Regions from separate parts of the Homo sapiens genome. Here region 2 is linked to region 1. Evidence: read pairs that join two places in POLR2A ChIA-PET (ENCODE). Cell type or tissue: K562. All regions are shown on one strand.

What was found. Peaks named below come from ENCODE experiments on the same cell type or tissue, not always from the same donor. Only the 100,000 strongest peaks of a DNase experiment are listed, where the experiment ranks them.
Region 2: POLR2A ChIA-PET joins it to region 1 with 6 read pairs; 2 of 35 experiments call an interaction of 5 or more read pairs at or near these places.

What each region holds. Positions count from the first base shown.
Region 1 is chr19:48,855,691-48,863,690 of GRCh38, reverse strand. It overlaps PLEKHA4 (pleckstrin homology domain containing A4), which reads left to right. Exons shown (of 20, transcript NM_020904.3): 4 at 1,999-2,071; 5 at 2,190-2,290; 6 at 3,232-3,341; 7 at 4,007-4,222; 8 at 4,552-4,831; 9 at 6,195-6,269. Among named protein-coding and RNA genes, the nearest start is that of PLEKHA4, 8.9 kb to the left of the region's middle. RefSeq lists a silencer at 4,082-4,161. In K562, no CTCF peak of the experiment used is centred here; DNase peaks (open chromatin) are centred at 3,440, 4,260 and 4,880; H3K4me3 peaks cover 2,137 bases.
Region 2 is chr19:49,123,668-49,131,667 of GRCh38, reverse strand. It overlaps PPFIA3 (PPFI scaffold protein A3), which reads right to left. Exons shown (of 30, transcript NM_003660.4): 2 at 3,555-3,809; 3 at 3,200-3,301; 4 at 2,656-2,820; 5 at 2,214-2,288; 6 at 1,601-1,675; 7 at 1,069-1,290. The coding sequence starts at 3,794. Among named protein-coding and RNA genes, the nearest start is that of PPFIA3, 8.1 kb to the right of the region's middle. RefSeq lists a silencer at 3,396-3,795. In K562, a CTCF peak has its summit at 3,678; DNase peaks (open chromatin) are centred at 2,167, 3,177 and 3,577; H3K4me3 peaks cover 1,911 bases.

The sequences.
Region 1 (8,000 bases):
CAAGGTGGGCGGATCATGAGGTCAGGAGATCGAGACCATCCTGGCTAACACGGTGAACCCCCATCTCTACTAAAAAATACAAAAAAAAAAAAATTAGCCGGGCGTGGTGGTGGTCGCCTGCAGTCCCAGCTACTTGGGAGGCTGAGGTAGGAGAATGGCGTGAACCCAGGAGGTGGAGCTTGCAGCGAGCCAAGATCATGCCACTGCACTCCAGCCTGGGTGACAGAGCGAAGACTCCGTCTCAAAAAAAAAAAAAAACAAAAAACCTAAATTAGCCTGCATGGTGGCAGGCACCTGTAGTCCCAGCTACTCAGGAGGCTGAGCCAGGAGAATCGCTTGAACCCGGGAGGCAGAGATTGCAGTCAGCCGAGATTGTGCCACTGCACTCCAGCCTGGGTGACAGAGCGAGACTCCATCTCAAAACAAAACAAAACAAACAAACAAAAAACAGTAAGTGATGGTAAGGAATTTGAGACTGAATTTCAAGTGTTCTTAATTCTCTGTTTTGAAAAGGGGACTCACGTGATCTAACTTATAATTTTAAAAGATCATGTGGGCTTCTATGGGAATGGGTTGAGGAGAAGAGGCACACGAGGTTGGAGATAGTTAGTGGAGTAGTTCAGGCAGAGGCGATGAGTAGTTCAGGCAGGTGGAGACGCTGCATTTGGGTCATGGCTCATTGCCACCTTCCTGGCCTCTCTGTGTCTCAGGCTCCAGAATAATTGGACTAAGTCTCTGCAGCTAAAGTCTGCCCATATGTGGTCCATGTCTCATCCAAACCTCCCTAAAACTTCTCAATCTCCAGCGGATAGACGAGAAAACATGAAGGTGGATTCTAGGCGGAAATGACTTGTTCCAGAGCATAGTTTGAAAGTGGGGGCTGGGTGCGGTGGCTCACGCCTGTAATCCCAGCACTTTGGGAGGCCGAGGCAGGCAGATCACAAGGTCAGGAGATCGAGACCATCCTGGCTAACACGGTGAAACCCCGTCTCTACTAAAAATACAAAAACAAAATTAGCCGGGTGTGGTGGCGGGGGGCCTGTAGTCCCAGCTACTCGGGAGGCTGGGGCAGGAGAATGGCGTGAACCCGGGAGGCGGAGCTTGCAGTGAGCTGAGATCGTGCCACTGCACTCCAGCCTGGGCAACAGAGCGAGAGTCCATCTCAAAAAACAAAAAAAGAAAGTGGGGGAGGCCAGACGCAGTGGCTCACGCCTGTAACCCCAGCACTTTGGGAGGCCGAGGTGGGTAGATCATTTGAGGTCAGGAGTTCAAGACCAGCCTGGCCAACATAGTGAAACCCTGTCTCTACTAAAAATACAAAAATTAGCTGGGTGTGGTGGTGCGTGCCTGTAATCCCAGTTACTCGGGAGGCTGAGGCAGGAGAATCATTTGAACCTGGGAGGCAGAGGTTGCCGTGAGCCGAGATCATGCCACTGCTCTCCAGCTTAAGCTACAGAGCAAGACTCTGTCAAAAAAAAAAAAAAAAGAGAGAGAAAAGAAAAGAAGTAGGGCTACTATTCTATTCTATCATGTTCAGAGGGCTTCCAGCTCTCCTTCTTATCCACTCCATTGCCCCAAACATGTGTCTCTGTCTCTTCTGTCTCTCTGGGTCTTTCTCCTGTGCCTCCACCCCACTCCCAGGCTCAAGTGATCCTCCCTCCTCAGCCTCCGGAGTAGCTGGGGCTACAGGCACGCGCCACCACACCTGGCTAATTTTTTTTTTTAGTAGTAGAGATGGGGTTTCGCCATGTTACCCAAGCTGGTCTCAAACTCCTGGAATTGAGTGATCCACCTGCCTTGGCCTCTCTAAGTGCTGGGATTACAGGCGTGAGCCATTGTGCTCGGCCTCACCCCACTCTCTTGATCCCTACTTTATGTCTCTGTTCTCCTCTCTCCAAGTTTCTTTCTCTCTCTGGCTCTCTGTCCCCATCGTCACTGCCTTCATCCCCTTTTTCTGTTTCCCTTTACTCAGGCCCCTCCTCCCATCTCTCTCCCCAGGACAGCTCGGGGCTCCGTCTCTGGAAACGCCGCTGGTTCGTCCTCTCCGGCCATTGCCTCTTTTATTACAAGGGTCAGTGGCTGGCTGGCTGGCTTGGGGTGGGAGGGCCCCCCCGCCCAGTCTGCCCTTCTCTCTAGCATCTTGGCCTTCTGATCCCTGTGTGATCCTTGACCCCAGCCCCTCTTTGCAGACAGCCGCGAGGAGAGTGTCCTAGGCAGCGTCCTGCTCCCCAGCTACAATATTAGACCAGATGGGCCGGGAGCCCCCCGAGGGCGGCGCTTCACCTTCACCGTGAGTCCATCCATCCATGTTGTGCACCAGGCGATGGGAACTGGAGATGAGGGCGGGTAGATATCTGTCGAGGAAACTCCAAGTCCTAACAAGCACTGGAATATCCATTACTGGAGATAAAAGGTCTTGACAAGCGTCAATTGCATCCTCGTTTTGTTTTGTTTTGGTTTGTTTTTTTGTTTTGTTGTTTTTTGAGACAGAGTCTCTCTCTGTCACCCAGGCTGGAGTGCAGTGGTGCGATCTCGGCTCACTGCAACCTCCGCCTCCTGGGTTCAACGGATTCTCCTGCCTCAGCCTCTGGAGTAGCTGGGATTACAGGCGCACGCCACCACGCCTGGCTAATTTTTTGTATTTTTAGTAGAGATGGGGTTTCGCCATGTTGGCCAGGCTGGTCTCAAACTCCTGGCCTCAGGTGATCCGCCTACCTCAGCCTCCCAAAGTGCTGGGATTACAGGCATGAGCCACCGCGTCTGTCCAGTCCTTTCCTTTCCTTTCCTTTCCATTTTCCTTTCCTTTCCTTTCCTTTTTCCTTTCCTTTCCTTTTTTTTTCTCTCTCTCTCTTTCTTTCTTTCTCTTTCTCTCTTTCTTTCTCTCCCTTCCCTTCCCTCTTTCCCTCTTTCCTTTCTTTCTTGACGGTCTTGCTCTGTCACCCAGGCTGGCGTGCAGCGACGCAAAGTGCAGTCTTCCTGCCTCAGTCTCCCCGGTAGCTGGGACTACAGGTGCGCTCCACCACGTCCGGCTAATTTTTTGATTTTTTTGTAGAGACGGGGGCGGAAGGAGGTGGAGGGGGGTGTCTCATTATGTTGCCTAGGCTGGTCTCAAGCCATCCTCCCGCATCGGCCTCCCAAAGCACTGGGTTTACTGGAATGAGTCACCGGTCCGGCCTGTCCTCCTTTTTACAAGGCCCGGGAGTCCGGATTCCAAGCCTTCTCTTCCCGCAGGCAGAGCACCCGGGCATGAGGACCTACGTTTTGGCCGCTGACACCTTAGAAGACCTGCGGGGCTGGCTACGGGCGCTGGGCCGGGCCTCCCGTGCGGAGGGGGACGACTAGTGAGTAGAGGTCCAAGCCATGCTCCTGACCCTCCACCCTGAGTCAGTCTCGTCATCCCAACTCCTCCCCTTTGGGGCCCTGCCCCCTTGAGTGTCCAATCACCAGTCTTCTAGCTAAGGCGCCTCGTCTTCTAGGCCCCACCTCCAGGGAACTTTTCCAATCAGCAAAAGTCTTTCTCCCTTAAGTTCCGCCCACCACCTTGTCCGTCCCCGCCCCCAAGCTGACCCTTCAGTCACGCACTCAGCTCTGCTCCAGGAATGATCAATATTGCACACTCTCTGATTGGCTCCTTCTGAAGTCCCCTGAGCTGCCACCTAAACAATGCCAGGTAAAAGATAGTATCAGATTTTAAAAAAATGTCAGACTATCTCTTAGGCTCTGACATGGCCTGCGCCAATTATCAGGCTGGAAACTGGACTACCTGGCTGAGTCTATCCCATATTCCGGGGCATTGGGTCCAGCAACCTGGATAGACGTTGTGGCCTGGCGCACAGGTCAGTTTCACATTGGAGGCCTCAGTTTCCCCTTCTGAAGAAGGGGGACGATGATTTATAGTGCACAACTTTCCTTTTTTGGGTGCATCCTTGTGTTCTCACCTGTGACAAGAGAATAGGGCTGTTATGAAGTTCGAAGGAGTGATATCTTGTCTATGTCCACTCGCTAGTGGGCAACCCAGGTCACCTGCACGACCCCAGCCCGGGGAGGGCCCCGGCGGCCCCGGTGGTCCCCCGGAGGTGAGCAGAGGGGAAGAGGGGCGCATCTCAGAATCACCGGAAGTGACTCGACTCTCCAGAGGTCGTGGTAGACCCAGGCTGCTCACTCCCAGCCCCACAACCGACCTCCACTCTGGACTCCAGATGCGGAGGGCGAGGAGCCCCGAGTGAGTAGGGAGGACATGGTTGTGGGCGTGGCCTAAGAGAAGGGCAGGGCCGGAAACTGGTTGGGGGCGGGCCTTAGCGCTTTCTGCTTGAGTGTGTGTGACTTGCTGGGGCTCCCGTGGGGGTCACAGCCTGTCGGGGAGAAGACTGGAGGGGAAGATGCCACAAAGCGGACATTACTGAGGATTTGGACAGTAGAGGAGGATTCTAACCCAGTGGGACAGTAAGACACAGTGAAGTGAGACATGTCCTTGAGGCTGACTTGATGGGTAAGGAGGTGGATGGAGAGGGCTCTAGTTGACTCAGTTCCCCGATTCTCTCCTTCCCACAGCCTGTTCACCCCCCTCTCTCGCCCTCCCTCGCCTCTGAGCCTCCCCCGTCCCCGTTCTGCCCCTGCGCGGCGACCCCCTGCCCCCTCAGGAGACACAGCACCCCCTGCCCGACCTCACACCCCGTTGAGTCGCATTGATGTCCGACCTCCTCTGGATTGGGGCCCCCAACGCCAGACCCTCTCCCGACCCCCTACTCCCCGCCGAGGACCTCCCTCTGAGGCTGGGGGAGGAAAGCCCCCCAGGAGTCCCCAGCACTGGAGTCAGGAGCCCAGAACACAGGTGAGCAGAGAGGTGAGAAGGAGGGGACTACGTTTCCCATCAGGCCTCAGGGCTGTCTTTCCGTATTCTCAAGGCCATTGCTCCCTGGGTGTCATGGGTATTGTAGTCCATAATGATCTCAGCTGGGCTCAGGTGAGAGAGAGCTTGAACCTATCAGGTGTCCAGCTCCTCTCAGGTGTCTGGGCTGTCTTTCTAGGCTGGTCTTCGGCCATTGCTTTTTTTTTTTTTTTTTGAGACTGAGGTCTTGCTCTGTCGCCAAGGTTAGAGGGCAGTGGCACGATCTCGGCTCACTACAACCTCTGTCTCCCGGGTTCAAGCGATTCTCCTGCCTCAGCCTCCCGAGTAGCTAGGATTACAGGCACCTGCCACCACGTCCGGCTGATTTTTATATTTTTGGTAGAGATGAGGTTTCACCATGTTGACCAAGCTGGTCTCGAACTCCTGACCAGCTGACAGGTGATCTGCCCATCTCAGCCTCCCAAAGTGCTGGGATTACAGGCGTGAGCCACCGCGCCTGGCCCAGCCATTGCTCTTTAAGCATCATGGGGATTGTAGTCCTGGATACTCTGTGCCAAGACAGTGCGGTGAGAGGTTTGCATCTCCCTTGTGTCCCCAGTTCACCTTGCAAGTTGGTTGCCTGCTGTTTTGTCTGAGCATCATGGGACGGTAGCTCAGAATATCCACAGCTGACTGCAAGTCTGAGAATGAGAGTAGCAAATTCCATCATCTTGTGGGGCTGTTTTGCCAGGCTGGTGCATTTATTATCACCCTCTGTGTCCCCACAGTGGCACACAGCTGGAGAGCAGGTAGTTGAGGAAGTTGAGAGGGCCCAGTTCTGAACCTCAAAATATCTCCTAAAGCACTTCAATTATGGACATGCCCACTCTACTATTTGTCACTAAGACATGCCAGTTTCTTTTTTTTTTTAATTATTATTATTATTTTTTTATTGATCATTCTTGGGTGTTTCTCGCAGAGGGGGATTTGGCAGGGTCATAGGACAATAGTGGAGGGAAGGTCAGCAGATAAACAAGTGAACAAAGGTCTCTGGTTTTCCTAGGCAGAGGACCCTGCGGCCTTCCGCAGTGTTTGTGTCCCTGGGTACTTGAGATTAGGGAGTGGTGATGACTCTTAACGAGCATGCTGCCTTCAAGCATCTGTTTAACAAAGCACATCTTGCACTGCCCTTAATCCATTTAACCCTGAGTGGACACAGCACATGTTTCAGAGAGCACAGGGTTGGGGGTAAGGTCATAGATCAACAGGATCCCAAGGCAGAAGAATTTTTCTTAGTACAGAACAAAATGAAAAGTCTCCCAGACATGCCAGTTTCTAAACATCTCCATTTCAACGTTCCTCCCAGGCACACTCTGGCTCCCCCACTTATCTCCAGCTCCCCCCGCGGCCCCCTGGGACCCGGGCCTCCATGGTTTTATTGGTAGGTATCCTGGAGTACCCTAAATCTACCGGAGCCCCCTCCCTTCCTTTCTTCTCTATGAGGAATGTCATCTCTTGGCCTAGGGTGCCTAGAGAACTGTAGATATTTCAAAGACCCTGGGTAGGTATTAGATTCATGTGGTGGCTGTAACAAAGCGCATGGCCGAAAACAACAGAAATGGATTATCTTGCGGTTCTGGAGGCCAGAGGCCTGGAGTCAAGGGATTGGCAGGGCTATACTTCCACTGAAGGTTCTAAGGAGGAGCTTTTATTGACTCTCTCTTAGCTTCTGGTGGTTGCCAGCAATTCCTGAGGTTCTGTGGTTTTTTTTATGGCCACATCTTTGCCTCCATCATCCCATGATGATCTTCCTTTGTGTTTTTGTTGCTGTCCATCTCCTCCTATTAGGACACCCCATGACATCGTCGTAACTTAACTTAAATCCGCAAAAACCTCTTTCTTTCTTTCTTTCTCTTTCTTTTTCTTTTCTTTTCTTTCTTTCTTTCTTTTTTTTTTTTTTTTTTGAGACGGGGTCTCTCTCTGTCGCCCAGGCTGGAGTGCAGTGGTGCGATCTCGGCTCACTGCAAGCTCTGCCTCCCGGGTTCATGCCATTCTCCTGCCTCAGCCTCCTGAATAGCTGGGACTACAGGCGCCCGCCACCACGCCCGGCTAATTTTTTTGTATTTTTTTCTTTGTTTTTTTCTTGAGACAGAGTCTCGCTCTGTCGCCCAGGCTGGATTGCAGTGGCGCGATCTCGGTTCACTGCAACCTTCGCCTCCCTGGTTCAAGCAATTCTCCTGCCTCAACCTCCTGAATAGCTGGGATTACAGGCACGTGCCACCATGCCTGGATAATTTTTGTATTTTTAGTAGAGACGGGGTTTCACCATGTTGGTCAGGCTGGTCTCGAACTCCTAACCTCGTGATCCTCCCGCCTCGGCCTCCCAAAGTGCTGGGATTACAGGCGTAAGCCACTGCGCCTGGCCCAACTTTTTTGTATTTTTAGTAGAGATGGGGTTTCACTGTGTTAGCCAGGATGGTCTCGATCTCCTGACCTTGTGATCTGCCCGCCTCGGCCTCCCAAAGTGCTGGGATTACAGGCGTGAGCCACCGCGACTGGCCTTCCTTCCTTTCTTTCTTTCTTTCCCCCTTCCCCTTCCCCTTCCCCTCCCCTCCTCGTTCTTTCCTTTCCTTTCCTTTTTCTCTCTCTTTCTTTCTTTCCTTCTTTCCTTCCTTTTTCTTTTTTTTTTTTGAGAAGGAGTTTCACTCTTGTTGCCCAGGCTGGAGTGCAATGGCGTGATCTCGGCTCACCGCAACCTCCCCTCCTGGGTTCAAGCGATTCTCCTGCCTCAGCTGCCCGAGTAGCTGGGATTACAGGCACCCACCACCACGCCCTGCTAATTTTGTATTTTTAGTAAAGACAGGGTTTCTCCATGTTGGTCAGGCTGGTCTTGAACTCCCGACCTCAGGTGATCTGCCTGCCTCGGCCTCCCAAAATGCTGGGATTACAGGCATGAGCCACTGCGCCTGGCCACCTAGCTAACTTTTTCTACTTTTTGTAGAGACAGGGTTTTGCCATGTTACCCAGGCTGTTTTTTGTTTTTTTTTAAATTAAAAAAAATTATTTATTTTCTTGAGACAGAGTCTCACTCTGTCACCCAGGCTGGAGTGCAGTGGTGCAATCATGGCTCACTGCAGCCTCAGTCTCCTGGGCCCAAGCGATACTCCCACCT
Region 2 (8,000 bases), 270 kb before region 1:
TTTTTAAGTAGTGACGGGGTCTCGCTATGTTGCCCAGGCTAGTCCTAGTGCTCACTCTTCTTTCTCATCCACTGCCTTCAAGAATCCAGGTCCACATTTCCCAGCAGCTCCCTGGGGTCACTGGGATTAGGATAAAGCGGCCTAAGCCAGAAAGGGGTGAAATACCCACAAAACATTCCATTTAGAGGCTGGACGCAGTGGCTCACACCTGTAATCCCAGCACTTTGGGCCGAGGCGAGCTGATCACTTGAGGTCAGGAGTTCGAGACCAGCCTGGCCAATATAGTGAAACCCCATTTCTACTGAAGATACAAAAAAAAAAAAAAAAAAAAATTAGCCAGGTGTGGTGGTGCACACCTGTAGTCCCAGCTACTAGGGAGGCTGAGGCAGGAGAATCGCTTGAACCTGGGAGGCAGAGGTTGCAGTGAGCCAAGATCCCGACACTGCACTCCAGCCTGGGCGACACAGCTAGACTCCATCTCAAAAAAAAAAAAAAAAAAAAAGAGGCTGGGTGCGGTGGCTCACTACTGTAATCCCAACACTTTGGGAGGCCGAGGTGGGCGGATCAAGAGTTCAAGACTAGCCTGGCCAACATAGTGAAACCCCATCTCTACTAAAAATACAAAAAAAAAAAAAAAAATTAGCGGTGCATGGTGGCAGGTGCCTGTAGTTCTAGCTACTTGGGAGGCTGAGGCAGGAGAATCTCTTGAACCCGGGAGGCAGAGGTGGCAGTAAGCCAAGATCACGCCACTGCACTCCAGCCTGGGCGACACAGCCAGACTCTGCCTCACAAAAGAAAAAAAAAATCCATTTAGAGGCACCAGAGAAGAACCCAAAGTTAGGTAACAAAGTAATTACGAGCAGTTATGGAGCGCCTACTCTGCGCCACAGGCTCACCCTCTGATGAGAATCATACATTTCCTTTCACAGGTGGGAAAACTGAATCTCAAAGAGGAGTCACCCAGCCTGTGGACTGAATCGAGGTTCCGCCATTCATGAGCAATGCGCGAGGGAGAGCTCTACGGAAAGGCGAGGGACCCAGGGCAGCCCGCCTCCCTGGGGGCCTCACCTCCTTGAGGTCGCGCTGCAGCTTGGAGTTGGCTTCCTCTGCCTTGCCCAGCTCACGGTGCGCGGTGCCCAACTCCTCCTCCAGCTGGCTCATCTGACGGCACAGCACCGCCAGGCGCTCCCGCAGCTGGCACACCTCGGCGCGCTGCCGCTCCAGGGCCTCCTCCAGCTCTGCTGTGCGCCGGTTGGAATCCCCGCCAGGACCCAGGCCATTGGCAAGAGTCTGGAGTGAGGGAAGGAGGGGACAAGATCCCAGAGTGTCTCCGGAGACACAGAGGAAATCCAAGGAGAAAGTCAATCAGCTGAAAGTAGATCAAAGATCAATAAGGATCATGCTGGTCAGAGTCCACGGGGGTCAGTGAAGGAGGTCACAGAAGTTCGCTAGGTGACCTGAATCAGAGGTCCAAGCTCTGTGACACTCTTACAGGTGCAGCCGTCTTAGGGCCAGTGAGGATGATACCAAACGTTACAAACACTATCACAAAGTCAGGGAGTTGAATGGAGCTCACGGAGAGGGGACTTCCATGTCTCACCTGCCCATCCCCATCCTTGCCCGGCTCTTCCAGCCCTGACCGCCGCCTAGACAGCTGTTCTCGAAGGTTCAGAGTCTGGAAGTGTGAAAGGGGAATCAGAGCACAGGGGCTCCCTGAACCCCCAGCTCTAGTTCTCACTGGCATTGGCCCTCTAAGGGGATAGGCGGCCCCATATGAGATGCCTCCGGTCGTGCTGGGGCCATGCCTACCCCACGGTTTACCCTTAGGCTCCCTCCCTCCTTATATCCCTCCTTAGCTGCCACCACGGAGGGCGTCTACCCTTACTCTTCCCCTTAGCCTCCTGGACAAAGTTTCCGCTTTAGCCCCGCTTTTCCCCATTCAATCACTTCCTCCTTAGTCCCAGCCTGAGCCCCAGCCCCTGGTTCTACCCTTAATCTCACTCTCACTGGGAGATTCTCCCCGTAGCCCTGCGCAATGCGTGCCCACTTAGGAACCCCACTGGTTTCTCTCCATAGTCCAACCCCATAGCTTGTCTGCCCTAGTCCTGCCCCAATAGATTCTCTCTGGAACCCACCCAACCGGCTCCGCCCCGTGGGCAGCCCCTTAGCCCCTCCCCTTGGATTCAAATTCCCTGTCTTGGCCACACCCACACCTCCTGATTGCTCAGTTCCAGCTCCTCCTCGAGCACTGCCACGCGCTCCAGCGCCATCCGCAGCCGCTCCCGGACCTGGGGATCGGGGCAGGGCAACAGTCAGCTGGAGACAAGATCCAGTTTAGGACAGTTGCCCCTGGTCCAGAACACCCCTGGGACGGATCCGATAGGGCAGCGTTGGGGCTCCTGTCTCCATAACGGGTATGCAGCCGCAACCAGCTATCCAATCTGCCCCATCCACTGTTAGCCCCCATCCTGGTTTATTTTTCTGCTATCAACCAGTCAGGTCCCAGTCTATGTATCCTGTCCCAATCAATCACAGTCAACATTCTTCCAACTCAGAACATCCCCAACCAATCACGGCCAGAATCTCTCCCACTCAGAACAGCCCCAGTCAACTATAGGTTTCCATTCTCCACCCCTGCTCTTCTAATTCTCATACCTTCTCATCCAGGGCCTTGTGGTGCTCGAAGAGAGACTTTAGAGCTTTGAGCACTTCTACCTCCGAGGAGACCCCACCCGGGGACTGGGCCTGGCGCTTCACCACGGTCATGCGCAGTGACCTCTCGTGCCTGGACACCAGGCACTCCAGGTGTTCCAGGAGCAGCTGCAAGCACACGGCATGGGGTCAAGGAAAAGAGGCAAGGGAAAAGGGGCAGATGTGAGAAAAAGGGTGACAGGTAGGGCGGACACATGGAGGAAAAGATGGAGCCATATAAAGGAGCACCGAGACAGGTCAGGAAAAGAGAGGAGGTCGGGGTCAAGGAACCGGTGGTACAGAAAAGAGAAAAGTTATGGAGACAGGGAGGAAGGAGTGGCACCAGAGTGGGAGACCAGCCAGGAAGTGGGAGCAGGGAAGAGGAGAAGACAGAAAGGCGAGATGGGGGAAAAAAATAGGTCACGCTGCAACACTGAGAGGCCCCGCCCCCCACTTCAACACCACGAGGCCCCGCCCCCACTTAGGCCCCGCCCTCAACACCCCTCACCCGCGTGTTGTTCCGTTCCGCCTTCAGCTCTGCAATCTCTTCCTCCCTCTCCAGCAGCTGCTCCCGACATAAGTTCAGCTCCTTCGTCAGAGCTGCAAACTCCTGTCCAGACATTGGCAGGATCTGGACATTCGGCTCAATCCTTTCCCTGTCTCCTTCATTCACTGGGACTGGAAGTTTGAAGGTCCCGCCCTCCCTGCTAAGTCCCGCTGTCCCTTGCCACTCAGGCCCCGCCCATTAACGGCAAGCCTCGCCCAGACTCCTCCCTTCCAGGCGCCAAGCCCGGCCCCTTCCGGACCGCCTTCTTCCCCCCGAGGCCCCGCCCCCTCATGCCCCGCCCCTGTCCCGCCCAGACCTGGGGCAGCGCGATGCTGAGCTGGCGCTGCAGCGAGTCCTTCTCGTGGCCGAGCTCGCGCAGCCGCAGCTGCGCTGTAGCCAACCCGTCCTGTGCCTCGCGCAGCGTCTCCAGCAGGCGCTCGCGCTCCGTGAGCATCGTGACCATGAGGCGCTCCAGCTCCCCGCCCGCCTCGTCCGGGCCCAGCGCCGAGCCCCGCCGGCCATCCTCGCTGATGGTGGGCATCACCTCGCACATCATGGCGGCGGTGCGGGCCTGCGGGGCGGGGAGGGCAAGGAACAGACCGGCCTTGTCAAGGCACAACAGAGAAACTGAGGCACAGCCACTCGGATACCACGTAGGGGAAATAGTTGGGGGCAAACCAAGCACTGCACAGAAGAAACTGAGGCCCAGGCACTGTGATCATGACACAGGGAAACAGGCACCGCCACCCTGTCACTCCACCGGGGAAACCAAAGATTGGCCACCAGGTGCTGCCAGGGGAAACTGAGGCCTATTATTATTATTATTTTTTTTTAACAGGGTCTCACTCTGTCACCCAGGCTGGAGTTCAGTGGCGCGATCACGGCCCACTGCAGCCTGAACGACCCAGACTCGAGCAGTCCTCCCAACTCAGCCTCCTGAGTAGCTGCGACTACAGGCACACACCAGCATACCTGGCTAATTTTTTTCTTTTCTTTTCTTTTCTTTTCCTTTCCCTACTTTCTTTTTTTTTTTTTTTTTTTTTTTTAGCTGGAGTGATCTGTCACCCAGGCTGGAGTGCAGTGATGCGATCTCGGCTCACTGCAGCCTCCACCTCCCGGGTCCCGGTTCAAGCAATTCTCCTCCCTCAGCCTCCCGAGTAGCTGGGATTACAGGAACCCGCCACCATGCCCAGCTAATTTTTGTATTTTTAGTAGAGACAAGGTTTCACCATGTTGGCCAGGCTGGTCTCGAACTCCTGACCTCGTGATCTGCCCGCCTCGGCCTCCCAAAGTGCTGGGATTACAGACGTGAGCCACCGCGCCTGACCTTTTTTTTTTTTTTTTTTTTTGTGGAGATGAGGTCTCACTCCTGGACTCAAGGGATCCTCCTGCCTCAGCATCCCAAAGTATGCCACTGTGCCTGTGCCATTGCTCTTAGGAAAACAGTCCTGGCTACCTGGGTGAGAGGATTTGGGAAAACTGAGGTCAGACTCCAACAGACAGTGGCAGCAAACCTAAGCCTAGCCCACTCAAAGGAACCAAAGCTGGCCGACCCTGGTATCGTATGAGTGAATGTGGAGAAAATCAGTGTCTACCTATTCTGGCTCTACTGAGAATCCCCCTCAACCCACTGCATGGGTAGGAAAACTGAGGCCCAGACCAGAACCATGCCTTAAGAAGGCCACAGGGCCAAGGGACCCAGGATTAGGTCACTAGGATGTGGTTACCTGTATAATGTCACAGGGTTGGTCTCACCTACTAGCCAGCCCAACTCCTGCCTCCTTCAATTTCCCAGAAATCTGGACCCCGGCTCCCTAAGAATCTAAAGACCTACTCCATTCGGGAAAAGAAAAAAAAAAAAAAAAAAAAGCAAGGCCAGGACTGGGCGCAGTGGCTCATGCCTGTAATCCCAGCACTTTGGGAGGCCGAGATGGGCAGATCACTTGAGGTCAGGAGTTCAAGACCAGGCTGTGCAACATGGTGACCCCCGTCTCTACTAAAAATACAAAAAAAATTAGCCGGGCATGGTGGCATGCACCTGTAGTCCCAGCCACTGGGGAGGCTGAGGCACAAGAATCGCTTGAACCCGGGAGGTGGAGGTTAGAGTGAGCCGAGATAGCACCACTGAACTCCAGCCTGGGCAACAGTGTGAGATTCCATTTCAAAAAAAAAACACAGTAACGGCCGGGCAAGGTGGCCCACTCATGTAATCCCAGCACTTTGGGAGGCTGAGGCTGTTGGATCACGAGGTCAAGAGATTGAGCCCAGCCTGGCCAACATGGTGAAACCCCATCTCTACTAAAAATACAAAAATTAGCTTGCGTGGTGGCACGCACCTGTAGTCCCAGCTACTCGGGAGGCTGAGGCAGGAGAATCGCTTGAACCCGGGAGGCAGAGGTTGCGGTGAGCCAAGATCGTGCCACTGCACTCCAGCTTGGCGATATAGAGAGACCCAGTCTCAAAAAAAAACAAAACAAACAAACAAACAAAAAAAAACAAAAAAAATACCAGTATGGCCAGGACCATGCTTGTCACTTCTTCACCCTCTTCACGACCCAGAAGTCCAAGAACTAGCTCCCGCCTCCCTCAGGTCACAGGAGTCTAAGACCCAGTCCCTTTCGTCTCTCAGACCCCAGGAGCCTGCGCCTCCAGCCCCCACCTCCCCATTCCCAGGAGTCGGAGACCGCACCCCTCTCCTCCCCTAAGAGACAACAGTCTGGGCTCTCAGCTTCCTCGCTTAGACCCAGAAGTCCCAGGCTTCAGGCTCCTCCTCCCCCAGGCCCCTGGGTGCACAGCTCCTCCTCCAGGACCCAGGAGTTCTGGGACGCTCCCACCAACCCCAGCCCCAGCCCTCTTGAAGCTATACCCAAGGGCGGGGGACAAGGAAGGGGCGGGGTTTCTGGGGCGGGAAGCCTGGACTTGGGTCCCTAGAGCCAGGGGCAGGGCGGAGATGAAGCCAGGCCCCCTGAACCGCTCCCTCCACACACATCAGGTCCGACGGGTCCAGCTGGCCCGGCGGAAAGCAGGAGGGACTTTCACTCAGTTCCTTCTTTTCCTTCTCTCCCTGCGGGCAACGCATAACCGGTCTGAGCGTGGATAATTCCCAGCCCCGCCCAATATGCGGACTGTGTCCAAAGCCTGGGAATGGGGCCTTGGACTTCTGTGAGGAGAGGAGGGCCTGAGGGCCGTGGGCCCTGGGAGAGGAGGCAGCTGGGTTCCTGTCCCCTTGGGTGTTTGAAGTGGTGCATCTGAGAATCTAGGCAGGCGAATCCCAGCACTCAGAGGAAAGATTCAGGAAAACGATTCTAAGAGGGCAAGCCAGCCATAGGCAAAAAACCAACATGATCTCTATTTTTTTTTTTTGAGACGGAGTCTCACTCTATCGCCCAGGCTGGAGTGCGCTGGCGTGATCTCGGCTCACTGCAACCTCTGCCTCCCGGGTTCAAGCGATTCTCCTGCCTCAGCTTCCCAAGTAACTGCGACTACAGGCTCGTGCCGCCACGCCCGGCTAATTATTTTTTGTATGTTTAGTAGAGACGGGTTTCACCATGTTAGCCAGGATGAGCTCAATCTCCTGACCTCGTGATCCACCCGCCTCGGCCTCCCAAAGTGCTGAGATTATAGGCATGAGCCACCGCGCCCAGCCCCAACATGATATCTAAAACCAGCAACCCACTCTGACGATGCAACACAGATGTTTTGGGGAGCCTGTTCCAGAGCCTTAAATTGACCGAGAAGGAAATAAAAAACACAGCAAGGCTGGACATAGAACCTAGAAGGTTACTACACACAGTACAGGGTGGGGAATAGACGTATGCTTCCACGCTTTCAATGGCTTGGGGTAAGAACCGCTCATAGGCCTAAGTAATCTAGAACTAAGTTCTGAAGCCTATAATCTAGAACCAGCCAAGAGCAACCCAATAACTTAGTGTCCAGGTCACCCCAGAACCCCACATACATAATGACACCCATTAATATACCTAATGCAACACATAACAAACATAGTCAGCAGATAAAATCTAGAACTCAGAGCCTGCTAGGGATGAAGGTATAACACAGAATATAGCAGGGGGCCAGGCGCGGTGGCTCATGCCTGTAATCCCAGCACTATGGGAGGCCAAGGTGGGAGGATCACTCGAGCCCAGGGGTTTGAGACCAGCCTGGGAAACATGGTGAAACCCTGTCTCTACAAAAAAATACAAAAATTAACCAGTCTCATAACCTGGTCTCAAAATAAATAAATAAATAGATTTTTTAAAAATTTAATTACATTTTTAAAAAAGAATATAGCAGGAGTCACATCCTTGGTTTTATCATGTGTCTAAGAGTTTGCTTGGAACTTACAAGTGTCTATAGGGCGGGGAGGGGGAGGGATCAAAAGGATGCATGTTGAGAATTGAGCATTTCCTGGAATAAAGACTGAGGCTGGCAAAGGAGGGGGGCTGTTCTGGAAATAAGGACATTTCTAGGCTGAAGGCTCCAGAAGAAGAGAGAGCCTAGAACAAGCTTAGAATGCCAAAGTGGCAGATGGAGGAGAAAACCCACGATCCACCAGGGGACAAGTTCTAAACTAAGGCTGCACTGGGGAAAAAATGACAGAAAATGAATGGGCCTAGAACCTAGAACCGGGGGAAGGAAAACATTATGTAGAACACTTCACTGGGAATCTTTTACATTTAAGAACATGAGGCCAGGTGCGGTGGTTCACGCCTGTAATCCCAGCATTTTGGGAGGCTGAGCCCGGGGGATCATTTGAGGTCAG